Regions from separate parts of the Homo sapiens genome. Here region 1 is linked to region 2. The links are chromatin loops, found by intact Hi-C in ENCODE. Cell type or tissue: heart left ventricle. All regions are shown on one strand. Region 1 overlaps SLC1A3 (solute carrier family 1 member 3). Region 2 has its middle 110 kb from the start of RANBP3L.

Region 1 (5,000 bases), 200 kb before region 2:
CTCTCAATGCTTTCTTAGCTGCGTCCCAGACATTTGCAGATACAAATCAGAAGGAGGGTGGCCTGGTCATAGCTTACGTGCTACAGAGAGTGCAACAGAAAGTGCTTTGTAAACTGTACCACCACAAAAATGAAAGGTATTATTACTGAAGGTTAATTGTTCTGAACACACTTGCTTATTTGATTACCTACTTGAAAGAGAAATTTGAAATTGCCTGCTCTGTTTCCTCAATATCTGAAATGACAAGAAGAAAAAGAGCAAAATAGAATCCAGAGATACACTTAGAACAACATTAAGACTTCTACCCACTGCTTCAAAACAACCTTTCCCAACTCTCTTGGAAACCAGCCACATTTCTCTCAGGGTTCCAGCCAGCCCCCACTCTGACCAGAGTGGCAGTTAATGGGCAGTAGGCACCAAAGGGCTGGAGGAAAGAAGAAACCAGGGAGGTGGTGAACACTCAGATTGGCCCTGAGAGGTATGAACAAAAAATTCACTATTGAGTGTATTACAACACTTACTAAAACATTTCTTAGCACCTCCCTGTTTTCCTGAGAGAGGCGTCTACTGTCAGGCGCCCCCTCCACTAAGTAGTCTGCTGTGATAACGGCTGCCTGGGGATTACTTTCTGGTTCTGCTCAGGAGGCCAGATCGGTAAGGGACAGATAATGATGGTATCACTTACTCTGAGGCTTTCATTTCTGCATCTAAAAGCCCGTTACAACTATTAAGGCTCTTCCTACAACTCTCTTGGCTCTCTTCTCTAGCTAAGGAAATAGAAGCCACTTCTAAACCAAAACCAGGTGAGTATCTTCTGCCCCCCAGCCTCCCCAAATGCCAGGGTCTTATAGCTCTCTGGAAGATCAGCATCATCAAATCAGTGCATATGACAGCTTGAAGCCATATCAGAGATGTAAATAAAAGATGTGGGGTTTACAATGTCTATGGACACTTTACCTGGCAAGCACTTAGGGAAATCATTTAAGGTGATATGGCTTGTGCATAGCAGAACTGGGATATAAATCTTGGCAGACAGTTTTTATAATTATTCTGTTTTATACATGAAGAAACAGAGGCTCAGTTCCAGAACTGGACATAAACCTAGGCTGTCTGACTCCAGAGCACATAGCTCTGATCTCCACTATACCTTACTGGGCTACACCGTCACAGTAGGAGGCAGCGCCTGGAGTGCTTTTGGAGAAGGTGGGAGAGGGCTGGGAGGCATGTGTGCTGTGGGTACATGTGTTATCACTAGCCCTGACAATTTTTCTGTATTTTTTTTCCCCCAGGGGAGAAGATAAAGCACAGAGAAATCAGACCCTAGTTCTTATAACCTAACCCAGTGTGGCTTCTCCAGAGAAAAACTCTGCAAATCCATAGCTTCCTCCTCCTCCTCTCCCAGCCTCTGCTGAGTGAAAGCACAGCTGAGCTCTGGTAACACCAGGGGACTCAGGATCCCCCTACCCCCAGCTTCTTGAAGCTCCTCTCTCCCTGCTCATTTCCAAGAAGTGTTGAAGAAACCGTAAGTCTGAACCCAGTTATCTGTCCATCGTTGTTTGGATTGCTGTTGTTCAATCAGTGTGAAAATGCCCCGCTATCAGGGGTTCAGGAAGTTGAGAGGTGTGGGCGCCCGACTGTGCCTGCTCCACGAACTCAAGCAGTTGGCTATTGTGGTCCCACTACCAGGTCAGTTCAGTCCAGCAGCTGATAGCAAACCACATTGATTAACCTGCTTGGCTGACCTAACTGGCTTGGTCAGTTACGTCCAGGCACAGAACACCACTACAGCATTTCTGAAAGATTAGTGCTTTTAAGCATGAAGGAGAGGGCCCTAGAGTTACGGAAACTGTTCTGAGAATAGACTCACTTACAGAGTAGACTCATTTATGCAGTAGGATAGCCCGATTCACTGATCCTTATTCACTTGAAATCCAAAGACAGAACTGTCTTCGTTCAGTTTGGAGGTTGTAGGAATACCTTCTAAATCTTGATTTGCAGCAAGCTTCTTCCATTGTATATGCACCTCGGTGGCATCCCGCCCCACAAACTCAACAGGTCCAAACTGAACTTACCCTCGTGCACCCCCAAGGCCCCAGTCTTTCTCCTGTATCCTACCTTCAAATGTGGCATCATCAGCCACTCTGCCACCTAAACCAGAAAGCGGGCCATTGGTCTGCAGTCCACCTTCTCTCATTGAATCAATTGCCAAGTCTCACCAGTGGGCTTTCAGTTCGACCTCTCTTTTCCATCTCTTCCGTTGCTACCTCAGGCAGACCCTCAGCAAATTGCTGGAGTAAAGCCAGAATGGGTGTTATAGCACCCAGAACAGTGTGGTGAATGAGCACCTGGAGCCGGAATGGTGGATTTGAATCCCACTCAGTATTCATCAGCTGTGTGGTAAGGATTTGGGCTTCAGTTTTTTCATCTGTACAATGAGAGTAATAAAATTACCTCCCTCTCTGGGTTGTTGTGAGAATTAAATAAAGTTAATACACTTAAACACAATAGTGCTTTCCATACATTGTGAGTGTTAGCTATTACCATTATTATTATTATTATTATTATTTTTTTTTTCTTATTTGGAGACAGGGTCTCGCTCTGTCATCCAGGCTGGAGTGCAATGGCATGAACATGGCTCACTGCAGCCTCAACCTCCTGGGCTTAAGTGATCCTCCTCCCACTTCAGCCCCCCCAAGTAGCTGGGACTACAGACATGTACCACTACACCCGGATACTTTTTTAAAAAATGTTTTTGGAGAGATGAGAACTTACTATGTTACCCAGATTGATCTTGAACTCCTGGCTCAAGTGATCCTCCCTCCACTGAATTTTAGTGCAATTTAAATTCATTGCCAGAGTATTAGAGAACAGAGGGAAATGCTTTATAAAAATTTAGCCAGGATGATTCACCGATTTCTTTCAAATCCATATAAAGGAGAACTCAAATGTAAACTCTGTGAGTGTGTGTGTATGTGTGTGTGTGTGAGAGATCAATATCAGAGAAAGGAGAACTCAAATGTGAACTGTGCAAGGAGACCATCAGAAAAAGGAGAACTCAAATGCAAACTCTGTGTGTGTGTGTGTGCGTGTGTGTGTGTGTGCGCGTGCGCCAAGACCAACATCAGAGAAAGCTGCTAGTTTACTGTGTTTGTGAATGCCTTCAGGTAAAACTACCACTCAATTCTATGCATTCCTATTTATACATATCCCCCAACCTTGCAGCTGATCTTATGACCCATTTCTTTATATTGTTTGGCCTGAGATTTCATTTTTATTGTGCAATTCATTCCCTAGCCATGGAAAGAGTCAGTGTTCTGTGACTTGAACATGACAAAGACTTTTCCTTTCTTTCAGCTAGATGTCTGAGGTCACTCTAACACAACTTACCACAGTCCAAAGGGAGAAATTTCTTTCTGGAGGAAGAAAGACAATAACCACTCTTCCCAGTGTGGTTTTTGTCAGACGGATGTCCACAACAGCCCTGGCAGACCATTATCTAATGCTTTCATGACGGGCCCTCTAAGGGATGTGGAGCTTGGCACTGTGTTCTCTCGGATTGCTAACCGCTCTTGTTACATGAGCTTTTGTCATGGCATGGCACATTCAGACTTTGACATTGCTTAGAAATGACAGTAGAAATGACATAAAATTGTACAAATGGTTCTATGCTTATGCTTGTAGATGAATTTATATCAAAATATTTATAATTTTCTGCTTTATTTTGAATATATGGATTCACATGTCTTTATCATAATATTTTTCTAGTTTCCACTTCTACACATTAAATCATATACATTTTATTTCAAAAAGGCAAAAAAAAAAAACAGTCTAAACAAAAGATTCAACCCAGTACATAGGTTTTCCCAGTGATTTTTTTTTTTTTTTTTTTTACTAAAAGCAATAAAAACCTAGGAATTTGAAAACTAGGTAATAACTATAGCTCTTCTCATCTCTCATCTTGGGGGAAAATAATTATCTCCTTCTTCCTTGCTAGCATCTTTCTTGTTTTTTCTTATGCTACAGCAAATAAATTAAGAGTTGGTGTACAGACACATTCTTTTCCTATCTCTTAGGACTGGTAGACATGGAACCCAGTGACAAGCTAAATAGAGCCTTTATATTCACTGGGTTCTTGATGGAAGACACACTAACAGATAACTGAAGGGTTCTTCCTTCTCTCCTAAATCTGTTTGCTCCTAAGTTGTCTATTTGCTATTCCAAGTCTTTGATGTAGACTCAGTGGTCTCTTTGACTGTCAATGAGCTCTTTTTATGTGTTTCTTTGTTAGTGCCTTCTTCTTGCTGCTTCTGCCTCCTCAGTTTCCATTAGTAAAGCCAACCATGAGGGCACCCGGCCAACTTATCTACCCTAGCTCAGCCAACTCTTATTGCAATTCTCACAAATCTTAGGAAAGCCCTCACTGGGTGAGGAATGATCCCAGAACTCCTAGAGAAAAATAGACTAGGGATGATCCCAGAACTCCTAGAGAAAAACAGACTTTTAAATCCTGGCATTATCTTCTTTTTATTAGAGATGTTATTGCTTTGTACTAATGACTTAGGAACTTCCTTCTCCATCAATCTGTCTTCCATGTTCAAGTTTTATGAATTTCCATTCCTGTATTCTTGAATGGAAACATTTCTGTCTTAGAAATTCCACTCTTCTGGTGTTTACAACACCATTTTGAATGGTGTTTCTCCATCTTTTTCAAATATACTCCAGTATTACTGAGCTCTATTTATTATACGTATAGGATCATGAATTATAAATGAGTATGTGTTAAATGAATGAGAAGGAAGTGGCTTAATGGTCTATAGGAGAACTGTAAGTTTTCTTTTGAGGTAACCGGGTAAATCATGCAGTTAAATGACAATGCTGTGTGAATGCACTGCTAGCTAACTGGCCTTCATCAACTCATGAGGGTATTTCTCTTCCTGGCATCTCTTAAAAGATGTCAACTAGCAGCAGAGCAGAGGAAGAATAGAGTGGTTAAGAGAATG
Region 2 (5,000 bases):
CCACTCCTGCTGGTATTCATCCTCAAGAGCAGCTCATGGCCTTATCACTTTCTCTTTGAGGGAGGCATTAGAGTGCCATTCTGCTGCATTCCACAGGGAGAATATTCAGGGAAGCCCTTCCTGAGAATTTGGTTAAAGGTTAAAGCTTAGTTAACCTGGAAACACCCTATTGTTTTTCAAGAAGTCTCACTAACTTTTCACTACCTGGGGCGAGGGCGGGGGTGGAATCTGGGGAATCTGATTTCCTTTTTCCATTGGTTTCTATGACATAATTAGGGCAGCATCTGCAGGGGCACGGATCCGCAAGGTTAAGGAACCCCTCACTCATCTGTCTCTATCTTAGCCAGGGAGCATGCATACTTCTTGAGAGGGGGAGATCGCTCCTTCCAATAGATATTGTTTCACTTACCACCTACAGTTTTTTAAAGCATTAAACAAAATATTACAAATAAGGAAGCTAGGACATAGTACGCTTCAAGTAAATATTAATTCCTTTTCTTCTAGGTTGGAAAGTTCTTCCCTAAACTGATCTGAATTCAACCTCTGTCTTGCACTCAGATTTTTTCTCACTTCACCTTCTGAGTCAGCATGAGGCAAGCACACTTCTCTACATGACAACTCTTGACGTGTTTGAGATAGCTGCCTTCAGTCTCTCCACCATCTCCAGCCATATTTCATGCTCCTCGCTGTCACTATCTCAAGCACAGCCTGTTCTGAAAAGCCCAGCTAAAATAGACCCTCCTTTGCAGTTATTCTATCAATTACCTTGTTTGTTTTCTTCAAGCACTTTCCACCATCTGAAATTTTCTTGTTCATGTATTTGCTTATTTCTTTATTGTTGATGATAATAGGCTCTTTGAAGGCAGAGATCTTGTGTGTTTTATTCACTACTGGCTTTTGTGCCTTAAACTGTGACTGGAAAGCACTCAACAAATATTGGTTAGTTATTCGTTGAATGAGTAAATAAACAAGTCTGAAACCAAAGTCTTTCAGCCATTCCTTATAAAATTGGACTGTATTCTATTTCCTTGGCTCAGGTAACCAGGTAGCTCCATCCTGTAGATGGTAATGAAGGGTAAATGAGCAAAATCAGAGCAAGGAGCATCTGCTCTCCACTTCTCATTCTTCTTCCTTTGGATGCAGTGTGATACTGAGAATAGCAAAAGCTGTCAGAAATTCAGATCTGATATCTGCTGGTATTTTACTGTGTGACTTTGGAAAAGTCTCTCAACCTTTCTGAGCTTCAGGTTTTGCATATAGTGTGATGGTTAATATTGAGTGTCAACTTGATTAGGATTGAAGGATGCAAAGTATTGTTTCTGGGTGTGTCTGTGAGGGTGTTGCCAAAGGAGATTAACATTTGAGTCAGTGGGCTGGGAGAGGTAGACCCAGCCTTAATCTAATCAGCTGCCAGCACAGCTAGAGTAAAGCAGGCAGGAGAAGATGGAAGAGCAGACTTGCTGAGTCTTCCAGCCTTCGTCTTTCTCCTGTGCTGGATGCTTCCTGCTGTCAAACATCAGACTCCAAGTTCTCCAGCTTTTGGACTCTTGGACTTATTCCAGTGGTTTGCTAGGGGCTCTCGGGCCTTCTGCCACAGACTGAAGGCTGGACTGTCGGCTTCCCTACTTTTGAGGTTTTGGGACTCAGACGGATCCACTACTGGCTTCCTTGCTCCTCGACTTGCAGACGGCCTATGGTGGGACTTTACCATGTGATCGTGTGCGTCAATTCTCCTGAATAAACTCCCTTTCAGATATCCACATATCTTATTAGTTCTGTCCTTCTAGAGAGCCCTGACTAACACATATAGAAAACCTAGAAGTCAGACAACTTGGTCTGGAAGGTGCCCTGGGGCTCAGAAGTTCTGTCAATGGAAATAAAAATGCCACACAGGAGCCCCAGTGTGGCTCAAGTGCACTTATGATCTGGTCATTCTCCAGTAGCAAAGGATCAGTGGCTCCCAAACCCAGATGTATGTTTGAATCACCTAGGAAGTCTGTTTTATTAAATCAGCTTTATCAAGGTACAATTTATGTGCAATTAAATGTACATAGTTTAAGTGTACAGTTACATGAGTTTTGACAAATGTATACACCCATGTAGCTGCCACTCCAATAAAAATGTAGAATATTACTATCACACTGGAAAGTTCTCTTATGCCCCATTACAGTCAATCCACCTAACCTCCTGCCCTATACAACCACTGACCTGATTTCTATAACTATTGGTGAGTTGTATTCATTCTATAACTTTATATATATATATAATATATATACTCACATACTTTATATGTTATGTATATGTGTGTGTATATATAGATATGCGCACGCGCGCGCGCACACACACACACACACACACACACACAGTGTGTACCCTTTTGTGTCTGGTTTCTTTTGCTCAGAATCTTGTTTCTGAGATTTGTTCATGTTGCTGCTTATATCAGGAGTTTGTTCTATTTATATATCTGAGTAATCGTCCATCCTAGGAAGCTTCTTAAATGTAGATTCCTGTGCCCCGATGACACTCTTGACATTAGGATATCTGAAGTCCAGAAATCTGTGAGTTTAACATGCTCCAGAGCAAATTGTTATGCAGAATTTGGGCTTAGGTGCCTTTTAATTAGGGGATTTTTCTCTCAAGTTCAAATAGCTCCCACAATGCAGGTGTTTATGGCTAACAGCAACTTGGTCACAGGTTCTGCGCAGGCCTGAGAACTCTCATTTTTGTTGAGCCATCTTAGCTAGATTTAGTGGCCTGTCTTAGCTCATGAACTTCCTTGTGCCTGTAACACATCCCAGAGTGTAGGCTCTGCAAACACTCTTTCAGCTTCAAGGTATCTGTAAATTGAGTTATAGGTCCCAGTGTTCGCAGGTAAGTCTATAACCTTAATTTATAAAATCTCACCCCTGTCATGGAAAAGCAAAGGTGTTCTGAGTAGCTGTCCATTTCAGCTCAGCTGCTGGAATTACTCATGACAGTTTTATGAGATGTTTTACTGTCCGGGAAAGGTTTTTTTTTTTTTTTTTCCCTTAACAAATGAGGGAAGCATTCTTTGACCATGGTACACAAACGCCACCTTCAGGAAGGAAATATAATATTCTTATTAGACCACAAGGAACATAGTTCATTTTCTTATATGAAAACTTTCAAAAAATTCTTGAGTTTAACATGCAATTTTAAAAAATTTTATTCCAGATTTTTAAAATAGGCTTTCAGTTTTAGGTTCAGAGCAAAATTGAGTGGAAGGTATACAGATTTCCATATCCTCCCTGCCCCTTCATACATAAAACCTCCTCCATTGTCACCACCCCTCATCAGAGTGGCATATTTGTTACAATCAATGAACCCACATCATTATCTCTTAGAGACCATAGTTTCATTAGTGTTAACTCTTAACGTACATTCTGTGGATTCTATAAATATCTAATGACATGTATAATATCATACTGACAGGTGCACTGCCTGATATGGTTTGGCTCTGTCCCCACCCAAATCTCATCTTGAATTCCCACGTGTTGTGGGAGGGACCTGGTGGCAGGTAATTGAATCATGGGGGCAGGTCTTTCCTGTGCTGTTCTTGTGATAGTTAATAAGTCTTATGAGGTCCAATGATTATACAAGGGGGAGATTTCCTGCACGAGCTCTTTGCCTGCTGCCATCCATGTGACATGTGACTTGCTCCTCCTTGCCTTCCGCCATGATTGTGAGGCTTCCCCAGCCACATGGAACTGTAAGTCCAATTCAACCTCTTTTTTTTTGTAAGTTGCCCCATCTCAAGTATGTCTTTATCAGCAGCATGAAAACAGACTAATGCAGTGCACTAAAAATTCTCTGTGCTCTGCCTATTCACCCCTCTGTCCTCCCTAACCCCTGCTAACCACTGATCCTTTTACTATGTCTATAGTTTTGCCTTTTTCAGAGTGTCTTGTATTTAATAGTTGGAATCATACATTATGTAACCTTTTAAGATTGGCTTCTATCAATTAATATGCATTTATGCTTCCCTTTTGCCTTTTCATCGCTTGATAGCTTACTTTTTTAGTACTTCATAATATTCCATTATCTGAATGGACAATAATTTATGTATTCATTCACTTACCAGAGGATATCTTGGTTGCTTCTAAGTTTTGGCAATTATTAATAAGGCTGCTATAAACACTCATATACAGGTTTTTGGAAAAACACATTAAGTTTTCAACTTCTTTGGGTTAATACTAAGGATCATGATTACTGAATTGTATAGTGACAATATGTTTAGCTTTGTGAGAAACTATCAAACTGCCTTCCAAAGTGGTTGTACCATTTTGCATTCTCATTAGCAATGAATGAAAGATCCTCTTGCTTGACATCCTTGTCGACATTTGGTGGTTGTCAGTGGTTTGCATTTTGGCTATTCTAATAAGTGTGATATCACTGTTGTTTTAATTTGCAATTCCCTAATGACATACTATGTAAAGCATCTTTTCATATGCTTATTTGTCATCTGTATATCTTCTTTGTTGAGGCAACTGTCAGGTCTGTTGCCCATTTTTAAATTTGGTTGTCATGTTTTTTATTGTTGAGTTTTAAGGATTCTGTGTATATTTTGGATATCAGTCCTTCATCAGCATGTCTTTTGTATTTTCTCCAAAATTATTGCTCGCTTTCTCATTCCCTTGAGAGTGTCTTTTGAAGAGCAGAAGTCTTTAATTTTAATAAAGTCTAGTTTATCAATTATTTCTTTCATGGACTGTGCCTTTTGAAGTATCTAAAAAGTCATCACCATACCTGAGGTAATCAAGATTTTCTCCCATGTTATCTTCTAGGAGTTTTGTAGTTTTGGATTTTGCATTTAAGTCTGTGATTCATTTTGAATTTATTTTTGTGAAGGGCGGAAAATCTATGTCTAGATTCTTTTTATTCCTTGTGAATGTTCAGTTGTTTGACTCTATGTTGAAAATACTCTTTGTTCCATTGTGTTGTCTTTCTGGGGTCTCTCTTCTGTTCCATTGATCTGTCTA

The links. Hi-C counts contacts between places; a loop is a spot of excess contacts. Peaks named below come from ENCODE experiments on the same cell type or tissue, not always from the same donor. Only the 100,000 strongest peaks of a DNase experiment are listed, where the experiment ranks them.
Region 1: a loop joins it to region 2, with 5 times the contacts of the local background. A loop is called at or near these places in 31 of 110 quality-filtered maps.

Annotation. Positions count from the first base shown.
Region 1 is chr5:36,610,171-36,615,170 of GRCh38, reverse strand. The region is part of intron 2 of SLC1A3 (solute carrier family 1 member 3); the gene reads right to left. Among named protein-coding and RNA genes, the nearest start is that of SLC1A3, 6.1 kb to the right of the region's middle. In heart left ventricle, no CTCF peak of the experiment used is centred here; no DNase peak of the experiment used is centred here; H3K4me3 peaks cover 904 bases; H3K27ac peaks cover 3,696 bases.
Region 2 is chr5:36,413,042-36,418,041 of GRCh38, reverse strand. No RefSeq gene overlaps it. Among named protein-coding and RNA genes, the nearest start is that of RANBP3L, 110 kb to the right of the region's middle. RefSeq lists an enhancer at 1-512. In heart left ventricle, CTCF peaks have their summits at 2,882 and 3,082; no DNase peak of the experiment used is centred here.